2 separate regions of the Homo sapiens genome follow, and region 2 is linked to region 1. Evidence: read pairs that join two places in POLR2A ChIA-PET (ENCODE). Cell type or tissue: PC-9. All regions are shown on one strand. Links, peaks and the distances in the headings refer to the core of each region. The heading gives the core; the rest is flanking DNA.

Region 1 (10,356 bases), core at 1,391-9,390:
CTGGGACTACAGGCACGTGCTCCCACATCTGGCTTTTTGTTTTTAGTAGATACGGGGTCCTACTATACTGCTCTGGCTGGTCTTGAACTCCTGGGCTAAAGTGATCCTCCCGCTTTGGCCTCCCAAAGTGCTGGGATTACATGCATGAGCCATTGTACCCAGCCTCAGATTTCTATTGAAATACTCTACAATACTTTTCTGTCCTGTGCCTGTTAAAATCTATTTAAATTATCTTCCTGCCAACATCCTAGGGGTTCAAAAGAGTGTGGGTGCTTCGTCCGACTCCTTCAAGTAATTGTTTCTAGGCTCTGCCTCTAGAGATGCCATTAGAAAACTGATAGGCATGGGGAACCAGCTTCTCCCCAGAGAGTGAAACTCCCAAGCAACCAGTCCCACATTCCTCTCTGACTCATGCTCCCAACCCCCCACTGTGCCCTAAAGGTCAGTGGGCTGGGAAACAGGCCACATCTAGGACAACTGCTGCTGGAATAAGATGTCTATCCTGATAGCCAGGACTTACCTCCTCCCATCCTCAGCCCTGGGTAACTCCCTGGCCCGTGCCCCAAGTATTGTGATAAGATGCTACCAGTGATAAGAAGAGGATAGTCAACAAGGAATCTACCCTAGGGCTGACAGCCTCACTGGGGAGGTCATATCACAGGCTCCATGGATCATCTCTGATTCCTCCACTTGCCATAGCAGAGCATCCCCCTGGCCCCTGAGGAGGAGACACTTCTCATTATCTGAGTCAGTGGATGAGAGCAGAGGCCACATGATTTTGTCATTTGCTGAGTGTCTGCCATGTGCCAAGTCCTATGCTAAGTGCTAAGTATTCAATGGTGCACAAGCCTTGTATGTAGCTTACTGTCTAGTAGTAGAGGCCACCATTAAACAGTTTCACAAATGTAATTAGTGTTACAAAGAGAAAAGAGAAGTGAAATAAATCCTCATTGCTTTATCTTTGGATACCTACACTCATACACATACATACAAACACACCCTTTGAGTCTATCCCTGATGCTTGCTCTGACTCAGTGTTTCTGTCAAACCCAAGGCAGTGGAAGTATGGAGTCTGCAAAAATCCACAAAGTGGATAGTGCACAAATCAGGAATAAGGAGTTGACCCTATGCCAGTATGAAAATTCACCCCTGGCTATAAGTCTAGATATAAAAGTCATATCAAAATTGGTCACAAAATTCTATTTACACATCTAGGTTGAATAAATTTTATCTTCACTTCCTCAAAGCCACCCATCTCTGAAGCAAACGAGGCAAAAAAAAATTTTTTTAGAAACCAGAGGTGCACGCAACCATAGGGAAGAGAGGCCTTAAAAGATGGGTTTGAGTCACCCTTGCTTCCTCTCTCTATGTCCCGTTCTGATATCACTGAGTCTGGCCTGCAGACAGAGCTTTGGAGAGTCTTCTCATTCATTTCACTGCCTTCAAAATCTGCAGACAAATGCTAATTGACCCTATTCTTCTAGATCCTCAGATAGAGGGACTGCCCAGTTTCCTTCAGTAAACCATGCTGTTGGAAAGTTCTTCTTTGCTAATTCTATTTATTATTTCTCTACAAAATTAATTCCTTTCTTGATATTTTGTCTTTTAAATCTAAATATGCCAAGGGGAAGAGGTAGACACATTATAATATTTCCCCCTCATAATCTGAAAAGTATAAAAGCATAAACAATTTGAAAAGTGACCACCTCTTCTTTCTGCTTCAGAGAAAATTCCAGCAGAGGTTCAAGGTGAAAATATCACAAAAATTTGGGAAGCTAGGGCTGGGACTCTTCTCCTCTGCCATCAGTTAGCATAACCCAGGTTTGGAAGACCTCTGTGCAACAGGCTGGGAAAAATCCAGGGGCAGTTTCTAGGTGGTATTTCCTTCCTTCAAGTAAGGTGACTCCAGAAAGTTAAAGGTCAAGGGATAGATGCCAGGTGTAAAAGTTTCTTTGCTTTACTGTGAAACCTTTTCATACAGAAAAAATGGGTAGGCTGAATGAGGCAAGGAGCATGTGGCTGGTTAAGTTAAATTCTGCAGGCCATCATATGATTCCAGAATAGAACGAGGCAAAACAAAGTGTGGAGTCCATTTGGACAGATAATTACAACTGAAATTTAAACAATATTATAGAAAAATCTAGACATTAGGTTTACATTATACTTGGTCTTTATGCTTTACTTCATGTGAGAGGAGCACCTTAGTCATATAAAGTCAGAGTCCCAGAAACCTTAGTCTCTTGTTCTCAAAAGCTAAGGGGAAGAATAAACATTTTAGCCCTCCTGAAATTATTCTATTTATGGCCCTGCCTTCAGCTAGGAAGACACATCCTAGGTTGGTCATTTAGGTCCTCTAGCAATTTCATCCTAATTTCTCACTAAACCCATTTCTTTGGAATTTTCCAACTTAGAGCTATGCTTCAGCCAAGATAACACTTTCACTAACCCCCATAGCCTGACTCTTCTCACATTTAAGCCTCAGACTGAACAATGAATGTCTCTCATCACCTAGAGTGTTGTCTTCACAGACTGCTTCCCACAATCTCCCATCAAAACCCAGCTCAAATCCTTTTCTTGCAGAGTCTTCCCTTATAACTGCAACTAATTGAGATTACTTCTTTACTCCAGTTTAACTTAGCCATTTAGTTTCAACAACATGTAATTACATAAGCCTGCAGGTGAGTTCACATGTATGTGTTTCTATGGGACAGTGGGAGATTAGACTATCTAGTTTCCCCACTCCTCTCCTTGGGGTTCTTCAGTAAACGCTAAAATTATTTTTGAGATGGACTAACTGCTCATCACAGAATGAGACACAAAAACTATTCTGTATCAAGTTCTGAGAGATGGGCCAAAGATGAATAGCAATTTCAAGAATGGAGAGAATGGCTTACAGAGAAGAGATATCCTAATTCTGTACTCCATCAGAATTCACACTTATGACATTGTTTGGGAGCATTTGATTAAGTGTTTCTAGTATCAGACCAATATCTAAACTCCCATTCAGAAGGAGCATCGAGTATAAGCTTTATACAGGGGAGAAGCATGGTAACCTATAGCAGCGCCTAGCACATAACGCAGGCTCAGCCAGCATTTGTGGAAGGAAGGAAAGGTTGAAAGGGGGGCCTGAGAGGGCAAGGAAGGGATTGAGAGGGTCAGTAGGTTCTAAATCTCTCTTTATTGTCACTTGCTAAAGTTGGTTGACTTTCCAAGCAAGAGAAAGCCAGTCAATGATTTCTCTGACTAGAGGAACTGGAAGCTATGGGGATGAATATGAACTCTGGTTAACAGGAAAAGGAATATCAGTATGGGGAAGTTTCCCATACAATGGAAAACAAGATACAGATAAACAGAGAATTAATGCTGGAGTACCATCTTCGCTATCAATGCTGGGAGAATGAGGGGTAAGGACATTTATGGAAGCTAGTTAAAGTAGACTTTCCAGAGGAGGAAGAGGAGATAATAGACCAGAGCTTGGCAAGAACGAAGCTACAGGATTGAGCACACAAGAATAGGACAGAACAGAACAGCCGTGCAGACCATCAGAAATGACACAGGGTAACTATGGAAGGTTTATCTTAGCATGAAAAGGCTTTGTTGAAAGTCAGGAGAACTGAAATGGTGGGAGAGTGAGTAGTTGATGGGAGTACTGAGGAATGAAGATGAGCTTGATAAAGCTATACAACTCTGCTGCCATGGACATAAAAATGGGAGAACAAGGAAGAGTGTAAACTCTCTTTACAGGTGGGAGGGGGTTAAGAACTGAAAAACTCCCTACTGGGTATTATGCTCACTTCCTGGGTGAAGGGTTCAATTGTACTCCAAACCACAGCATCACATAATATACCTTTGTAACAAACCTGCATGTGTAGCCCTGAAATCTAAAATAAAAGTTGAAAACAAGAAAAAAAAACCTGGCTCTATTATCCAAATTAATTTATATTTCTTGAGCATCTCCTATGCAAGGCATTATGTTAAGCCCAGGAATATAAAGGGATATACAGTTAAAACATAAACAATCTTGGGGGAGTTAGTTTCAAATTGATACAAGATGGCAGAGAATAAGGAGGAAAAAAAGAAGAGAAAAAAATATATACAATTTCCACCTTCTCATAACCTACAAAATAGTAAAAGAGATAAATACATATGTAAATATTATTCTAGTAGTATAATAGAGACTCAAACAATGTGACACTATAGTTGCAGGAGGGTCAGAAATAATTCTCGCTAGAGCGATCTGGGACGTAATCTTGGAGAAGATTTTAAGCTAGGCTTTAAATGAAGGATCAGATCTTGGCAAGTTGATGAGGAAAGGATGGCATTCCAGACAGAAAGAATAGCACATGCAAAGGTCTGGAGGCATAGAACAAGTTGAAGAAACTCAAGTAGACCCATGAGATTGCAGTCTAGGTTATGTAAAAGAATGTTGATCCCAATATTATTGTCGCCGTGGAGGGCTCTGAAGATCAAGCAACAGAATTCTAATTTTATTATCTGTATATTGGAAAACCAGGTAATTAAGAGATGCACCATATTTCTTTGAAATTTCCAGATAACCAACTCATTTTCTGAAGTTTGAGAATCAATAATGTCCTAGTTATTATAGGAAAATGAGATTTCACATGGACTCCATCATGGAAGCTGCTGTCTTTCTCAAGCTCATTTGCTCCTATACAACTCCACTGCCACGGACACCAAGGAAGAGTGTAAAGTCTCTCAGAAGAGAGAGGCCTTTAACAGAAGAGATTTTAATCCACTGAAGAAGGTGACAGTAGTAATAGCTCTGCTCTCAGTCAGGAGGCTCATTGAGACAGATACACAACATCCCTCCATGGACACAGGCAGACAGTAGATCACAGAAATAAGTGCAAATAATACAATGTTGAGGAACTATAGAATAGTACAGTCCTTGGAGCCAGGGAAGGCCAATTAAGAAAGTTTTCTGGTGGAAGTGAGCTCAGGTAGGACTGGGTATCTACAAAGAAAATGGACAAAGTTGGACAGGGAGGATGGAGAAACAGTACCTGGAGTAGGAGAGGAGGAAACTGGCCTGTATACATGTTTGGAGGCAAGTATGAACAAGCACATGCAATGAGCATCATGTGTGAGAGACAGAAGAATGAACTCAGCTGGAATGGAGAGTCTGTAGCAAGAACTAACACGGATCCAGTCTGCAGGTAGACCGGTTTCCAGCACAGCAGCCTGGGTTAACATTGGATACTACCCCTGGCCTCTCCAGAGGGAATGATAGGAATTTCAGTCTTTCTTTTCTCCTTATATTTTCATGAGACATGGGTTACATTTCTAGTTGTTCTGGAACACTGACTCATCCTTCTGTAATGAATGTGAGTGTCCTAGGGTATGATGCTGTCTATTGTACTGAGGGACAAAGTGAGGCCACAGCAAAGGAGACTATTAGGCCCAAACTCAAATTATAATTAAAAACTAAGCTCTGGCCAGGTGTGGTGGCTCACAACTGTAATCCCAGCACCTTGAGAGGCCGAGGTGGGAGGATTGCTTGAACCCAGGAATTCAAGACCAGCCTGGGCAACATAGTGAGACTCTGTCTCCGCCAAAAAAACAATTAGCCAGGTATGGCGGCACACGCCTATAGTCCCAGCTACTCAGGAGGCTGAGGTGGGAAGATCGCTTGAGCCCGGGAGGGCGAGACTTCAGTGAGCTGAGACTGCACCACTGCACTCTGCCCTGGGTGACAGAGTGAGACCCTGTCTCAAAAACCAAACAAAACCAAACCACTAAGTTCTGTTGGGCTTTTGTGTTCTCTGGTATTCCTATATTCCCCTGCACACAGGAATGTTGAATTCTACCTAAGCCAAGGGAGGAAGTGGTCAGATGTGGAGGTAGAGGTTATTACAGGATACTGCAGAAGGCCTGATATGCTGCCTCTCATAGCCCAGGCTCCCTAGGTTAATGCCCACATTCTCATTTCTAATCCCGTCTACAGTCACAGATACAAGTGGCCACAATGGAAATTTCCCCAAAAGTCTGAATGCTGGAGTAGAAACTGCCCGTTGACCATTCTAAGCAACCAGTGAAGTCATGTTGACCCTATACCATGAGGGAAAAACTGAGTCTAAATTTTGTTGAGTAGAGCAGAACTTTCAGACAGCCCAACTGCAATTAGAAGCTGGGGACCAAGGCGTCCCTGAAACCCAGCTAGGGAATCTTTCCCTCATGTTCTCTCTAAGCTTCACATTCCACCATATAACACAGTAAAAAAGAGATTGCCCCATACCCTTCTGTAGGAAAAAGGTACATTTTGGGATGGTTTGGAGGCATCAAAATGGTAAGCAATTTCAGGGTACAATTAAGACCTGGCTGTTCAACCCTACAATAAATTACCATCAAAGGCACTCACACGTCAACAGGGGAAAAAAACACATGTGCTTGCAAGACAATGTGTGTTTGATGCTCATAAAAAAGATAAAAATATAGGTCATCATCATGTAACGAGCTTGTAGGTGTCAGAACGTGTGCTGTTGGGGGAGGTAGGGGAGAGAAATGGAGAGGGATCAGCAAACCAAGAAGGAGCTGAAGTCAGACTCCTATCCCCAAGTTCTTCCCTTCTGCTGAAGACAGTGGACTGGCAGTAAGGGAGTGAAGGACCCCTCCCCCATTTTCTTTTTCTTGGGACATCCCCTTTCCTGCTCCCCCCAGCTGGATTTCCGACATATTAATCATGTCTCTCATTTTGAAATCAGCCAGTCAGGCTATTATTCAAGCATTGTTAATGACACCATCGGCCAAGGTATCAATTAGGCAAGTTGGGATAAGAAGAGCAGAGAATAGGGCTGGCCAGAGAGCAGAACACAAATCTGTTTTGGTGTAGGTAACCCAAACGGCAGCAAGGGCTCCTAATGCTCTTATTTCTACTCCTCTTAGAGGCAACCTCAAACGCACTGAATTCTCCAGTCAAGACCCAAGCCAAACTGTTACTTCATAGTATCCCCTCACTTGCTCCCTCAATTGACCCTTAACTGGACTTCAGCTAGTCACATCAAATCACTCAGGATATGCAGGAACAGGGTCACAGCTAACTAGCTCTGGGCAGCGCTTATTCCTGTGGCTGAGGCCCAACATTATGGGAGAAAATGCTTCCTCCACCATGCTTATGCTGGCTGCCTTGGGTGGAGTTTCTTCTCCTTTGCCACAATATGCATTCTAAAGGTCCTTTAAAATCTAGCTCAACGTTTTTTTTTTTTATCAAGGAAGCTTTTGTTCTAATGAAGAAAGTCTTTATATTTGTTGATTCTTAGTTCTTAAATCTGATTATTGTTTTCCCCATCAGGCTGAGTTTCCCAATGACTACAGCTATTAATAATTCTTTTTTTTTCTTTTTTGCTAGATCTCCCTGCCTCCCACACCTACCAATACTCCTTTTCTCTGTCAAGAAAGGCTCTGTTCAAAGGGGCTATTCAGAACAAATAGGTGTGACAGGTACTCAGGTCACTGAAGTTTGGATCCTGGAGAAAGGACAAAAATAGAGATTAGAATAGAAACTGCAGCAAAGTAGGAGTCCAAGCAGTCATCAAGACCTCCAAGTTCCTTCCCATTATATACCCAGGGAAGTCTTCAGAGCATTGTGTTTCTAGACTCCAGTCTCCCTGAGTCACTCCCTGGTTTCCTGTCACCCTTTCATTCTCAAGACAGACACAAGGTTCTCCCTGGCTTTCTTCCACACCCACCAATTATCCAGATCTTCAGAAAGATGAAGGACACTAAGGACAAAAGGTCAATGTTTCACATTTTAAGTGTCTCTGGACCCAAAGAAGGTGGCTGGGTCAATTAAGTTTCAAACACCACAACCAAAACTAGAAATCTCAATAAAAAACAGTCACATTTGGAGTCTTGACATTAAACTTACCTAATTACATTGGCTAGGAAAGTGAACACGCTTCTCAGCTTTCCCCAAAAAACTCAGCAAATTGAATTCCCTTTCGTCCTTGTTCCACCTCTTGTTTCTCCTTTAAGATCCACCCTACTGGCCGGGCACACGGGCTCACACCTGAAATCCCAGCACTTTGGGAAGCTGAAGCGGGCAGATCACTTGAGCTCAGAAGTTTGAGACCAGCCTGGGCAACATGGCAAAACCCAGTCTCTACTAAAAATACAAAAATTAGCTGGGCATGATGGCACACGCCTGTAATCCCAGGTACTCAGGGAGGCTGAAGCAGGAGAATCGCTTGAACCCAGAAGGCAGAGGTTGCAGTGAGCTGAGATCGTGCCACTGCACTCCAACCTGGGCCACAGAGTGAGACCCCATCTCAAAAAAAGAAAAGAAAAGAATAATCTGCCTACAACTTTCATTCTATGCTCCAAAGCACTGAGCTGATAGAAAAATGAAGAAATAGGCTGGTTGCAGTGGCTCACACCTGTAATCCCAGCGCTTTGGGAGGCCAAGGCAGGCAGATTATGAGGTCAGGAGTTCGAGACCGACCAGCCTGACCAACATGGTGAAACCCCATCTCTACTAAAAATACAAAAATTAGCTGGGCGTGGTAGCAGGCTCCTGTAATCCCAGCTACTTGGAAGGCTGAGTCAGGAGAATCACTTGAACCCGGGAGGCGGAAGTTGCAGTGAGCTGAGATCATGCCACTACACTCCAGCCTGGGCAACAGAACTAGACTCCATCTCAAAAATATATATATTATGTATATGTGTGTATATATATATATATATATGTATATGTATATATATATGTATATGTGTGTATATATGTATATGTGTGTATATATATGTATATGTGTACATATATATGTATATGTATATATATTTCCACACCCCAAAGAGAAAACCTGTATCTATTAGCAGTCACTCCCTATTCCCCACAATATCCCTAGCTTTAGGCAACCACTAATCTACTGTCTCTATAGCTTTACCTATACCCTGAACTTATACCCTGACTATAGCATGTACCTATACCTTTACCTGTACCCTGAATACCTCTACTCCAAATATAGAGTATACCTATACACTGAATAATTCATATAAATGAAATTATACAATATGTATTCTTTTATGACCAGCTACTTTCAGTTGGCATAATGTTTTCAAGGTTCTTCCATGTCATAGCATATATCAATATTTCATTACTTTTTTATTGCCAAATAATATTCCATTATATGGATGTCCCACATTTTATTTATCCATTATCAATTGATGGACATTTGGGTTTTCTGCTACTATGAACAATGCTGCCATGAACATTCATATACAAGTTTTTATGTAGATACATGTTTTCATTTCTCTTAGGTATATACCTAGAAGTGGAACTACTGGGTCATGTGGTAACTCTAGGTTTAACATTTTGAGGAAATGCTGTTTTCCAAGGTGGCCGCATCATTTTATATTCCCACCAGCAATGTATGAGGATTCCAATTTTTCCACATCCTCACCAACACTTATTATTACCTTGTATTTATTATTGTTGTAACCATCCTAGTGGTATCACATAGTCGTTTTGATTTGTATTTTCTTGATAGCTAATAATGTTAGGAATATGTAGGAAACATTTTAATGTGCTTACTGGCCATTTGTATATCTTCTTTGAAGAAATTTCTATTCAGATCTTTTTTTTTTTTTTTCTAAGATGGAGTCTCGCTCTGTCACCCAGGCTGGAGTGCAGTGGCGAGATATCGGCTCACTGCAAGCTCCGCCGCCTGGGTTTATGCCATTCTCTTGCCTCAGCCTCCCAAGTAGCTGGGACTACAGGCGCCCGCCACCGCGCCCAGCTAATTTTTAGTAGAGACGGAGTTTCACCGTGTTAGCCAGGATGATCTCGATCTCCTGACCTCGTGATCTGCCCTCCTTGGACCCCGAAGTGCTGGGATTACAGACGTGAGCCACCGCGCCCGGCCCCTTAGTCCATTTTTAAATTGGGCTACTTGTCTTTATCCTTTTGAGTTAGAGTTTTTTATATATTCTAGATACAAGTCTCTTATCAGATATATGAATTGCAAACATTTTCTTCCACTCTGTGAGTTGTCTTCTCACTTCCTCAATGGTGTGATTTGAAGCAAAAGTTTTTAATTTTGATGAGGTCCACTCGATCTATTTTTTAAATTGTGCCTTTATCTAAGGAATCATTGCATTATCCAAGGTCACAAAGACTTACACCTATGTTTCCTTCTAAGAGTTTTATAGTTTTAATTAACTCTTGGATTTAGGTCTTTGACTCATTTTGAGTTAATTTTTGTATGTAGTGTGAAATAGAAATCCAATTTAATTCTTTTGCATGTGGCTATGCGGTTGTCCTAGCACTACTTGAAAAGACTATTTTTCCCCACTGAATTGTCTTGGCACTTATGTCAAAAAGCAACCGACTGAAAATGTGAG
Region 2 (10,356 bases), core at 762-8,761, 70 kb before region 1:
GGTTGAGAGCACCCGGACATCGGTGAGTTAGGATAGTAATTCTTATCTGCGTGATCTTCATCCAGAAGGGTCAGCTCAGAGTTCAGAAAGCAGGCTGCGGGCTGGGCTGGCATTAGGAGGAAAAATACAACAGAAAGAGAGTTAAGACATAAGGAGACCAGCTCGAGTGTGCATTGAGGGCAATGAGGGAGGGGCGGGGAGAGATGAGCCCAGTGGAAGATAGGGTCTTGCTGGGAGCCGGCTCTGCTAGGAAACTGCTTATCCTGCTGCTGGAGTCCAAGGTCAAGGTAAAACGAGGAGAGCAAACAGGGCCTGGCCAAGTCTAGACTGGGTTGTATGACGTTGGCCCCCTTGCCTAAGGCCTGGCTGGTGGGGGTGGGTGGGTGGAGACGCCTGCCTTTTTCCAGCCGCGGGTAGTAGAAGTGGAACCCAGATCCTGGCCTCCCCTTCTGTGAAGTGCTGCTCCCAGGTGGAAGTAGTGGGGCGCTGTGGACAGGGTTCTGCAGGGCTGCCAGGAGAAACAAAGGGCCTGAAACGCCCACCCCATTCTTGGGGCTCCCTCCCCGGTCAGGCCCAACGCCGGACCCGTTTTCCGCGGGCCAGGACTCAAAGACACGTCCCCAGCCTTTGGGAGTAGGAACCAGAATGGCGGGAGTGGGAACCAGAACGGCGTGAAGGATCTGGGTGCAGGGCGGCCAAGCAATAAATAAAATTAATAGTATGGTCTTTTCCAGGTTTATATGAGGGCATTAACTATTCCTATTGCAATGAGATATAGATTTAATTAATCCGGCAACTTTACAATTCCATTTATTAGGAGCACTATGCGGCCAAAATTTAGTGGCGAGAAGAAAGAAAGGGAACCATAGTCCTCTTCCTCAAGAAGACCAGCCGAAGTTGTAGGCCCCTAAAGCGACTTGGAGGAGTGGGAAGGCTGGAGGGGAAAGTTTGGGCTAAGGGCGCTAAAGGCGGCTGGGGAAGTCCGCTTGCTCTGAACAATTCCCTCTTCTTTTGCTTGGTTCCCCAAGACCTTTCGCGCCTGCAAACGCAGTCTCCAAGTCTGGGGCGAGCCGGGATCGGGAAGGGAGGCGCCGAGGCAAGAGCCTGCAGGAGGGCGGTGGAAAGTAAAGCCTTGCTGGTTAATTAACTTTAAGCCTGGGGTGGTTTCTTCCCCCTCCCCCGAAAAAAAAATGTGGATCTCGCTGAGACACAAGTAAAATCAAATTAAACACTCCAGGAGAATATGCACCACTAGAAACGTAGTAATTACATCTCCAAGGCGATCTCGCCCTAGAAAGCCTTTCCAGGGCCTGGCGCTGAAACCCTCGGCTGCGGTGCTCACCCGGGCGCGCCCCGCCGGCCTTCGGGGATGAGGCAGTGAGGTTTGACTGTGGATGAAGTTTAGAGAAAATCCAGCTGCTGGTATGCGGAGAAAGACGGAGCATTTAATTATACGAAAGGAAAATGGAAAACGGCTCCTCAGCCTCGTCGGGAAGCCCCGGCTCTGCTCTCGGCTGCTTTTTCAAAGGGACTTCTACAACCGCGGAGCGGCAGAAGCCACTCTGCCCTCAGCTACAGCTCATGAACCAAGCTCTCGGCTAAGTTCAACTCTGAAATGTTTTCTTTTAAATGATCCAACACAGAAAGGAGATATTTAATATGCTTTTTCACGGGAAGCGTCTGTGTATGTGCGTGTGCGCGTGCGCTTGCGTGCCTGTGAGTTTAGGGATGGGTGCAGGCTGCCTGCACCGTTTCAGCACACGGCCTTGTGGACACAGCCCAAATGAGTTCCTAAAGATACCCAGCTCTCTGCCTAAATCCTCTGTATGCAAATAAAGGTCTCTGCTTGTCTGTCTGTATACACTTTTAATTTACATGTTCTTCCTACGCTACTTACAAAGACATCCCCCAGGAAAATATAGAAAAATGAAGAAGCAGATGTCTGTGTCTTTTTGAAGTCGAGGGGTGGAATTCATGCCCCACTGTATCTAAGACGAAGTCAGAGGTGTAACTTAGCAACATTTGCAAGCGGAGGGTGCAAGCCTGATGCACACATTTGAGGGCTGGGTGTAGCTTCAATGCTAGGCTAGGGAAAAGGATGAAAGAAATGGCGTTTCTGTGTCCCTTATTCAATGCCCAGATTTTCTCCTCTGAAAATTAGGTGTCAGATGATTTCTCTCCCTGCAGCCCTTTTCTCTGTTTCCTCCATATGGGCGGGGGGCGGGGGGGAGCTTAAAGCGCTGAAGCTCCTGCTCCCCCAACCCGCTTTTAATGGGAGAAATTCCAGTTTTAAAAAAGGTGGGGGTGGGTTGAGGCTGTAGGAGAACAAAGAGCCTCACCACCATGGGGTCTGGATTCTGGCCCAGACTTGGGGCCTTATAGGGCAGGCAAAGGGTTTGGGGGCCCTTTCCTGTCCAAGGTTCAGGCTGCCGATGGAAGAGGAGATTTGTGGAGGATAGAGGAAGACAGGGCCTGAGCTAGCCAAGAAAGGGATGTTTGAGAGAGGCCACTTATAGGAAGGGATTGGGGGTTCAGAAAGGGCATATGAGGGGGTATACCCTTGAGGGTGTGTCAGTGTGGGAAGACCCTCCCACATGCTTGGAGAAAATTCCTGATGGGCTGCAGAGGGTGATATTGGTAGAGAAGGAAAGAAAACTGGCTGATCCTGCAGCTCCCTGGACCTGCCCAATACCCTCCCCTCCTTTTTCCGTTCCCTCCACTTCTCTGGGCTCCAGGAGGTCCCTTCGTCCCTGCAGCCATGGACCCTGCAGACATGGATGCCTCCTCCCAGGCTCCTGGATCCCTCTGGAACCTGCTCTACTTTGATCTCTCTACTCCCACAGCCCAGCCTCTGAAAATGGCAACTAGGCCTCTTCTACTAGCTTGGGAACTCACCTCCTGGACAGCAGCTGCCATCCTGGCATCTTCCACCTTTAGTGTTCTCCCTCCCTAGGCCCCCAGCTTGAGGGAAGATGGGACCAGGGTAGCTGAAGCATCACTTTGCTCCTTGTTTCAGAGTTTTCCGCTCTTAAACCCAAACTTGCCTACCTCCAGGCCCCACTTATTTTCCTGTGATAGATATCAGGGAAATCCATTCCTCTCTGCTGCCTAGTTAGGACTTGCAGTGCTGGCTAAGGTTTGGGGTCACCCGGAAGACCTTTTCCTCTCTGGCTCTGCAGGGATCCATACAGGGGGTCCAAGTTTAGGCTATCACAAATCTTCTCCTGGTTTCTCCTCCAGGATGCCCCCAGCTGCAGACTCTGCTTGGTGGTGTACTGGGTTTGGTCGGGGGACGTCAAGTGGCCCCTTCCATGGAGAACTGTCAGAATGCCTCCTCTGGAGGCTTCTGGAGTCCCTAACCCCAGTCCTCTTTCTTTCACAGCTTCCCCGCGCTCCTAGCCCTGCCAAGCTCATCACAGAGCCCCTTCCCCAACCTTCCTCATCCCCTCCTTCCTCAGCCCTTTTCTAGCCCTTACCCCATCCACCCCCTTTTCTTTTTGGGCAATATCTCAGTCTGTCACTTGGCCCCCTCCCTACTCTTACCTTTCATTGACAAAAGAAGTTCAGGGAATAAACACAGAGTTAAGAAATTAACAAAGTATCTCCTCCCGCCTTCTGGCTTCACTACATCCCCTACCCCCACCCTGTCCTCTACTGGGGGAAAAGGCCTCCTGTCCCCTTCCCTTCCCACTAAACACCCTTCCCCTTTTAGGAAGCCCTTCAGAAACAGACAAGTAAAATCTCTCTCGGTTTTAGGGCCTGTCTGAGAGGGAAGTCCAAGTTCATTTTCAAATTAGACAAGAGAGCTGAGGGGGGATGGGGAAGAGGTGGAGGAGTATTTGCTGGGGGCTGAATTTGGCTTCCTCGTACAGACCTAACAAAAGCCCCTTTTGGTCAGAAAGCCAACAAACCGAATGCCTGGAAAAGGTATTTATCACTTTCGATCATTACCTTCACCTTTTAAAGTTTAGGCTTGAGGCTCCTAGAAGGGAGGCAGACCAGCCAATCTTTTTTTCCTTCTTTTAAAAGATTTCCAGTTACTTTAAAAACAGATATGGAAAATAACATTTTTCTTAGGGCAGGGAGGGGATGGGCCTCAATACGGCATTCTTCTGGGTCAAAGTGCACTGGTTAACCTGTCCCAAAGAATGACCAAATACAAAAGGCATAGCTGAAGGGCCGAGCATTTCACCTCTTATGAGGTGAGGGGCCTCCTTAGTCCCACCATGGTGTGGGAACTGGAATTTGGTGGGGTCCTAAAAGGGAGATAATGGAAGGAATATATATATATATTTCATCACAGGAAAGAGGAAAAATTATATCCTAGATGGATCACAGCCTAGCTCTCTCCATGACCAGACACCTCAGCAGTTGCAGCCAAAGCACATTCTAATATGAAAATCACTGAGCAGAACACAAGAAATTAAAGGATTTTCAAAAGATGCCTCATCAAAAGAAAGAAAATTTAACCCCTCCACTTCCAAAAGAGAGGGAAGAGAGACCCAAGGCTCAACTAAAGGGGGAAAGAAACACCTTTTTGCTAAAATGACTAACCTTGACTGGGATCTATGGAACAAAAAGGTAGAAGGGAGCTTGTATATTTGGGTATCTGGGACAAGATTCTTGCTGGTAGTAATTAATTAAATCATCCTAAACATATATAATTTGGTACAGTTTTGGTGACTGGAGGGAAACTATCACTCTGATATCCTTGGGGTTGGGGAGTGTTAAACTTTCCCTCCCTCACTGCCTCCTCCCTCTCATCCAAATTTCCCCCCTTCAGGGAGTATTTAGAGGCACTTTTTAAATCTTAGCCGTCGTGTTGCCTTGTACATGCAGCAAAGCTGATGAAGTCTAAGGAACTAGAAAGGAGAATGGGGGCATTCATTTTTCCTTTTCCAAAATATTGGAATTATGTATCACCTGCATAGTCAGAAAAAAATTTAACTCAGATCAGAGGAAATATCTTTCAAGGCAAAGAGACCACCCCAGACACCTCAAATTTGATAGTCTTTAGCATTTCCGCGGAACATGATTGCTAAGTCCTGGTTTTTGGACAGTGCACATGCTGTGGAACATGTGTTAAAACAAGTATGCATTGTGCTTGTGTAGTATGGAGACATTTGTGGGTGTTGTAACAGGGGTGCTGGTTGGGGCAGGCTGGTGAGGTGGACCTGAAAAGGAAGAAAACATTGTTAGACTGTGAGCTTGGGAAAGACCCAACTGCTCTATTCAAAGGCAGTCATCTCTCCTTAGGCTTAACCACTATAAGCAAATAGCTGGGAAAGAAGAACATCCTCAAGTTTGCAGAGCTGCATTTCTTAAAGCCCAAAAAGAGGGGACCTTGTGCAATTCTTCTCCTACTCCAAGGCCTTGGGAGAATAGTCTGCTATAGCCTGTATTTGTGATTTAAAGCACTTGTAGCTCTCTTTTCAGTGCTTGGCTTATTAATGAATTTCCCTCCAAAGAAGAAATACAGATTTATTCCTCTTATCTATTATAGACTTATTTCTAGACAAGAAAGTATGTAATACATGTTTTGTTTGGTGTTATAGGAACTTCAGATAAATATTAACATAAGAAATGTGTCCTCAGATACCCATATCCATATAATTAGGATTACCTTATTATCCATATAACAATCTTACAATTTTTAAAAAATAATATATTCTTTGAATATGACAACATAGTTATGTTTAATGAAAAAGCTTAAAGGCTTTAATTGTGTTTATGCTCATGCTGAGATGGGGGGAGGCTTGACCAACGTATAGTTCTGTGGGTAAAGATGTGTATTAGTACAGATGCTTTGTTAATGCATTTCCATTCATGTTGTTTTCTAATGCAGTCAGCCATTAAACGGAAATGGTATGTAGGTATATGTAAGTGCAGAGATGCTTTTTAGAGTTGTATTTTTAATAGATAATAAAAACACCATGTCTAAGAGAATAAAAACACCATGTCTTTGCTGTTGCTCCCAGACAATTCTCTGGGAGAATTTTTCTCTTAGGCATCATTTAGCGGCATTGTGCTCCTGAAGCCAACTTGCCGTCTCGCCAAACTTGGCAGGACGGGGGCGTTGGCTCTGTTCTTTCAGCGCAATTTTCTTCCACGGATTTTGGGATTCGGGTCGTTTCCGGCGCCTGGATGGCGATTCCGCTCAGCCTGAGGAGTCACCGCCGCCTGGCTCCGCCAGGAACTCGGCGCCAGCATCTAACTCCTTCTCTTCCTTTTCCTGTGGATTTCTCCCACGACAGAGAGTTCCTTAGTTTATTTTAATATGCTGGTTTTAAAATTTTACATATAGTAATTGTTTAGTATTTTATTTCACTAACCCAGACCAAGTTTCTTGGCGAAAGCCCTTCCCCACAAGACAATAAATGGCCGACCGGAGAGCGGCAGGATGAGTGCCCGCACTAGGAAGCGCCCGCGACACTACCTGGCGCCAGAGCAGGTCCAGTGGGGCAGGCATAGTCACACACGCAATCCTGACTGATGCCCTGTGTGCACGTTATGTGCACCTATTGCTGAGCACACAGGTGGGTACATTTATTTGTGGGGGTAGGAGAGACTCAAGTAAGTTCCTGGAGAGCTCTGAGTGTGTGGGTAGACAGCGGACTCACCCTAGGGCCTGGGCATTCATGAGCATGCTTGTGTGAACCAAGAATCAGCCTTCCCTTTCTTCTCCCCTCACAGGTCCCTGTGGAAAGGGGTCCTCCCAAATGGGGAAACAAAGGAATAAAAAGACTATTTTCTGTGGTTTATGCCCAGTTTTGGGGTAGGAAAGTGTGACAAAGATAATCATACACCTATAAAGATTTGTCAAAGAAGGTTGAGTGAATCTCGGGCTCAAAAAGAAATGTGGGGAAGTAGGAGGTGGTGGGCAAGGGCTGGGAACCAAAGGGAAAGAAACCATGATAATAGACTTCTGAAAAGCTGGTTAATCTTAGCTGGAATAACGGCAAAGGAAGAAAGCAAACTATTCAGCTCTCAGGAATCTTATTATTAATTTTGATGTGGCTGTGTATTTGTTGTCATTTGCTGAATATAATACATATGAAATGGCATGGTTATGTCTTATACAGAAGCCTACAATGACAACATGCACTCACAGTTGGTCATGTTTCAAATCTACTTCTAAACTTGGTGCACTGGGGTCTACAAATTTCCTATTTTAAGTCTTATCTTTAAAATGCTCTGTACTTTAAGTAGTAGGGGCAAGGTCATAAACAGTGGTGAATTTTTCCTTCCAAATATTACCAATAAGAAAAGCGGATTCACTACCTTTCAAAGTTTAGCCTCACCCTCACCCTTGAAAAAAGTTTCCCAAATGTGGTTAATCCTGGGAAGAAGAAAGCCCAACCAACCCTCTCCCCGTCAAACATGACTGCTCCTTGATCCTTGATGACTTGATCCTTCAGGATGTCTAGCTCTGAGTTCAGCCTTTAGGAAAGTGAGTTCTTTGCAAGGTCCGGAGACACCCACTGCAGTCTCCTGGCTTCTCTGGGCTCACTCCTCAGGCTGTGAAGCCAACAGGGGATCTCAGATGCTCTGCCAGTACACCTGGAAGACAAATCTGAATTTGCAGTTTCAAGTCGAGTTTCCACCTGAAGGCTATGTGGGTGATGCCCCAACTTCACTTTGCAAGTGCATATTCAGCTTAAAAACTATGTGGAGGAGACTGGTCCTACCCAGCTATGATCTTCTTGGAAAAAAACAAAGAACAAACAAACAAAATGGAGCCCAAATATTCTTTCTGCCAAGAAATAAAATTTTTCATAGACACAAGTAGAAACCCATGTTTGTTCCCTCTTCTCTCTCTCTCATGTATATACACACATATATACACACACACATATATGCATTTTGGTGACTTGATCTAACTCTACATTTTATCACAACAGATACAATATCTTCCAGGAAATAATGCCCAGGAAGGCAACTCTATCTTTCTACACAAGGAAAAATGCACAGAAGACCCATTTCACCATCTTGGAGCGCTGTTCTCTATTAGATTTTCCTTGTTTCTCTCTCTTTTTACTGTCCAGCGATGATGAGTCTCCACAAACAATCAGAATTTGCATTTTCCTGAATTATTCAAATAATCGAAAGGTGAGTGACGGGAGGAGGACTTATCTGAATTATTCGATAATTAAGCTTTCAGGATTTTTATTTTATTTTATTTTATTTTTTATAATGCAGGATTAGCGTTATTCCCTATCCCCAACCTCAGGGAGAACCTTGAGGCTGTAAACCCGCCTCACACAGTGGAGCCTGGAGAATGGGGTCCATGCTATTTGAACAGGGAACATGTTTGTAATAACTTCAAAATCTACCTTGGTTACAAATACCTAGGACAGTAAGGAACATCCCCACCCGCCGCACCTCCCTCTCCAACATTTCTTCAACCTTTACTTGGTAGCTTCAGCATCAAGTATCAAAATCTGTGGGGGAGAGTACTCTTTCTCCATGTCGAAAGGCACCTCTTCTTGCACTCCCTGACCTAGCCAGCTCTAACCTGCGGGCTTATTCTGGGGGAGCTTCAGAGGAAAAGCCGGGGATGAGGGTCTTAATCTCGCTCTAGATCTTTACTTGCAGAGAGATGAGTTACATTGTTTAATTTTCTTCTCTACCTGGGCCGTTCAAAGAGCTCAGGAATATTGTCTTGTCTAATTCCCCGGAGGCTTCGTATTCTGCCCCTGCAAACTGACGACCTCCTCCAGCAGAAATCAGGCGGAGGGAATGGCAGGAGCTGCGTGGGGGAGTTCTTGGCGGAGGACTTGTCTTCTCCTTCCCACCCCACAGCTGCGTAGGCTCGACTGGCGCGTGGGGGCTCCCGACTTGGAGGGGTGTGGGCAGTGGTATTCAGGGCTTTTTCTCCGTCCCGCCCTGCAGGGATCTGGAGTCCAGTGCCTCCAGGAAACCTTCCCTAGGTTTCAGGGGGCGGGGAGAGCATGCCAGTCTGGGAGGCAGCCCCAGACGGTTTGCACAGTCCAGAGACGGAAGTCCCCACGCTCCCAGCCTGGGACGGGGAGACCCTTATTTTCTCAACTTGAACCAAACGAAATCGGCAGCAGTCACGAACCTCAGCTCCCAGACCGGGTGGCGCCTGCCTGTCCACGTCTTTGTTTTTTTTTTTTTTGTTTGTTTGTTTTTTTTTTTTTTTGAAGGGGATACATTTAAAGGAAAAAAAAATCAATCCGAGAGAAACTTACACTTTCAAACATTCACAGCGGAACTTGTATGTGTTGGCGCCGCACTAGGGCCAGGCATCCGCCCAGCGCTCCCCGCCTTCCCCAGGAGTTGGGTCCCGCACCAACGTCTCTACTCGAAGCCGCGGCAAGTCACTTTCCCCAGTCGCCCTCCCGAGACCTACCGCCCCCAAAAGCCATTTTTCAAGAGGCGCAGGCCCCTCTCCAGGCTTCTCCGGAGGCCAAAGCAGCGGGCGGGCGGGCGGTGGCTAGGGGACGCGGCCCGGCCAGCTGAGCCCGCTCGTTTCCCGCCACTGTGCGCAGCTCGGGTCCCCCAGATCTTCGAAGCCCTCGGACCTGGCTTTCGCGCAGACTGGAGAGAAGGAACGGCGAGAGTGAATTGAGGGGTTACCGACTCCCGCATCCTCCAAAGACCGCACTTTGCATCGTTGTAACGCTCGAGCTGCACACGCCAAAGGCGATTTTAGGGGTCCTTCTCCATCATGGCATTGGAACGACAGGGCAGAAATTTCAACTTAAGTGTCTACACTGAAGTGTTATGTCTTCTCCAAGTCCTTTTCATTTACTTAGGAAGCCTTGGTTGTGTTCTGCTTTGGAATCTGAGGGACCTTCCCCTCTCTCCTGTTTTGTTTTTCCAGCATGCGGTCCAGCTGGTCTCAAGAAATGGGGCAGGGGAAGGGTGCATAAAATAAAACTCCAGTGAAACTAGAAGAACAGAAAAATGCTCACTGCACACAGACATGGATAAAGTAGTGAGTGTGGCTGTAGAACGGTACCTCTGGGGGAGAATGGAGACGCCCTTTTAGTTTAAATAGCGACCTAGAGGCCGGGAATATAGTTAACAGGGGGAATTGTGTTGCCAGAATCTTTGCTTTCCTTGATGGGTCCTGCAAAGCTCTTCGCTCCCCACCCCGAGTGAGAATCCAAGGGCGGCGGGTGTTTTTTAATGATTATTAGAAATAGTCAAACTCTTCTTGTAATGACCTCATTCTTGCCAGATGTGTCTTCTGATCTCACCAGAATGCGGCACTTTAAAAAATTGAATCCAGTTTTGGAATTAATAAGATGTGAAATATGTTTATTTTATTTGGGGTTGAAGGGCCAGGCAATTCTTCTGCCTTCATGGATTTTACTGGCTTCTGTGTCC

Evidence for each region. ChIA-PET counts read pairs that join two places held together with the same protein. Peaks named below come from ENCODE experiments on the same cell type or tissue, not always from the same donor. Only the 100,000 strongest peaks of a DNase experiment are listed, where the experiment ranks them.
Region 2: POLR2A ChIA-PET joins it to region 1 with 13 read pairs; 4 of 35 experiments call an interaction of 5 or more read pairs at or near these places.

Annotation. Positions count from the first base shown.
Region 1 is chr12:53,857,912-53,868,267 of GRCh38, reverse strand. It overlaps LOC105378250 (a long non-coding RNA gene), which reads right to left. Exons shown (of 5, transcript NR_189099.1): 4 at 7,390-7,484. Among named protein-coding and RNA genes, the nearest start is that of HOXC13, 76 kb to the left of the region's middle. RefSeq lists enhancers at 1-61, 280-449. In PC-9, for the core only: no CTCF peak of the experiment used is centred there; a DNase peak (open chromatin) is centred at 5,277; H3K27ac peaks cover 261 bases.
Region 2 is chr12:53,926,831-53,937,186 of GRCh38, reverse strand. HOXC13-AS (HOXC13 antisense RNA) reads left to right here. Exons shown (of 3, transcript NR_047507.1): 2 at 1-22; 3 at 818-1,859. Among named protein-coding and RNA genes, the nearest start is that of HOXC13, 6.8 kb to the left of the region's middle. RefSeq lists an enhancer at 8,347-9,184. In PC-9, for the core only: no CTCF peak of the experiment used is centred there; no DNase peak of the experiment used is centred there.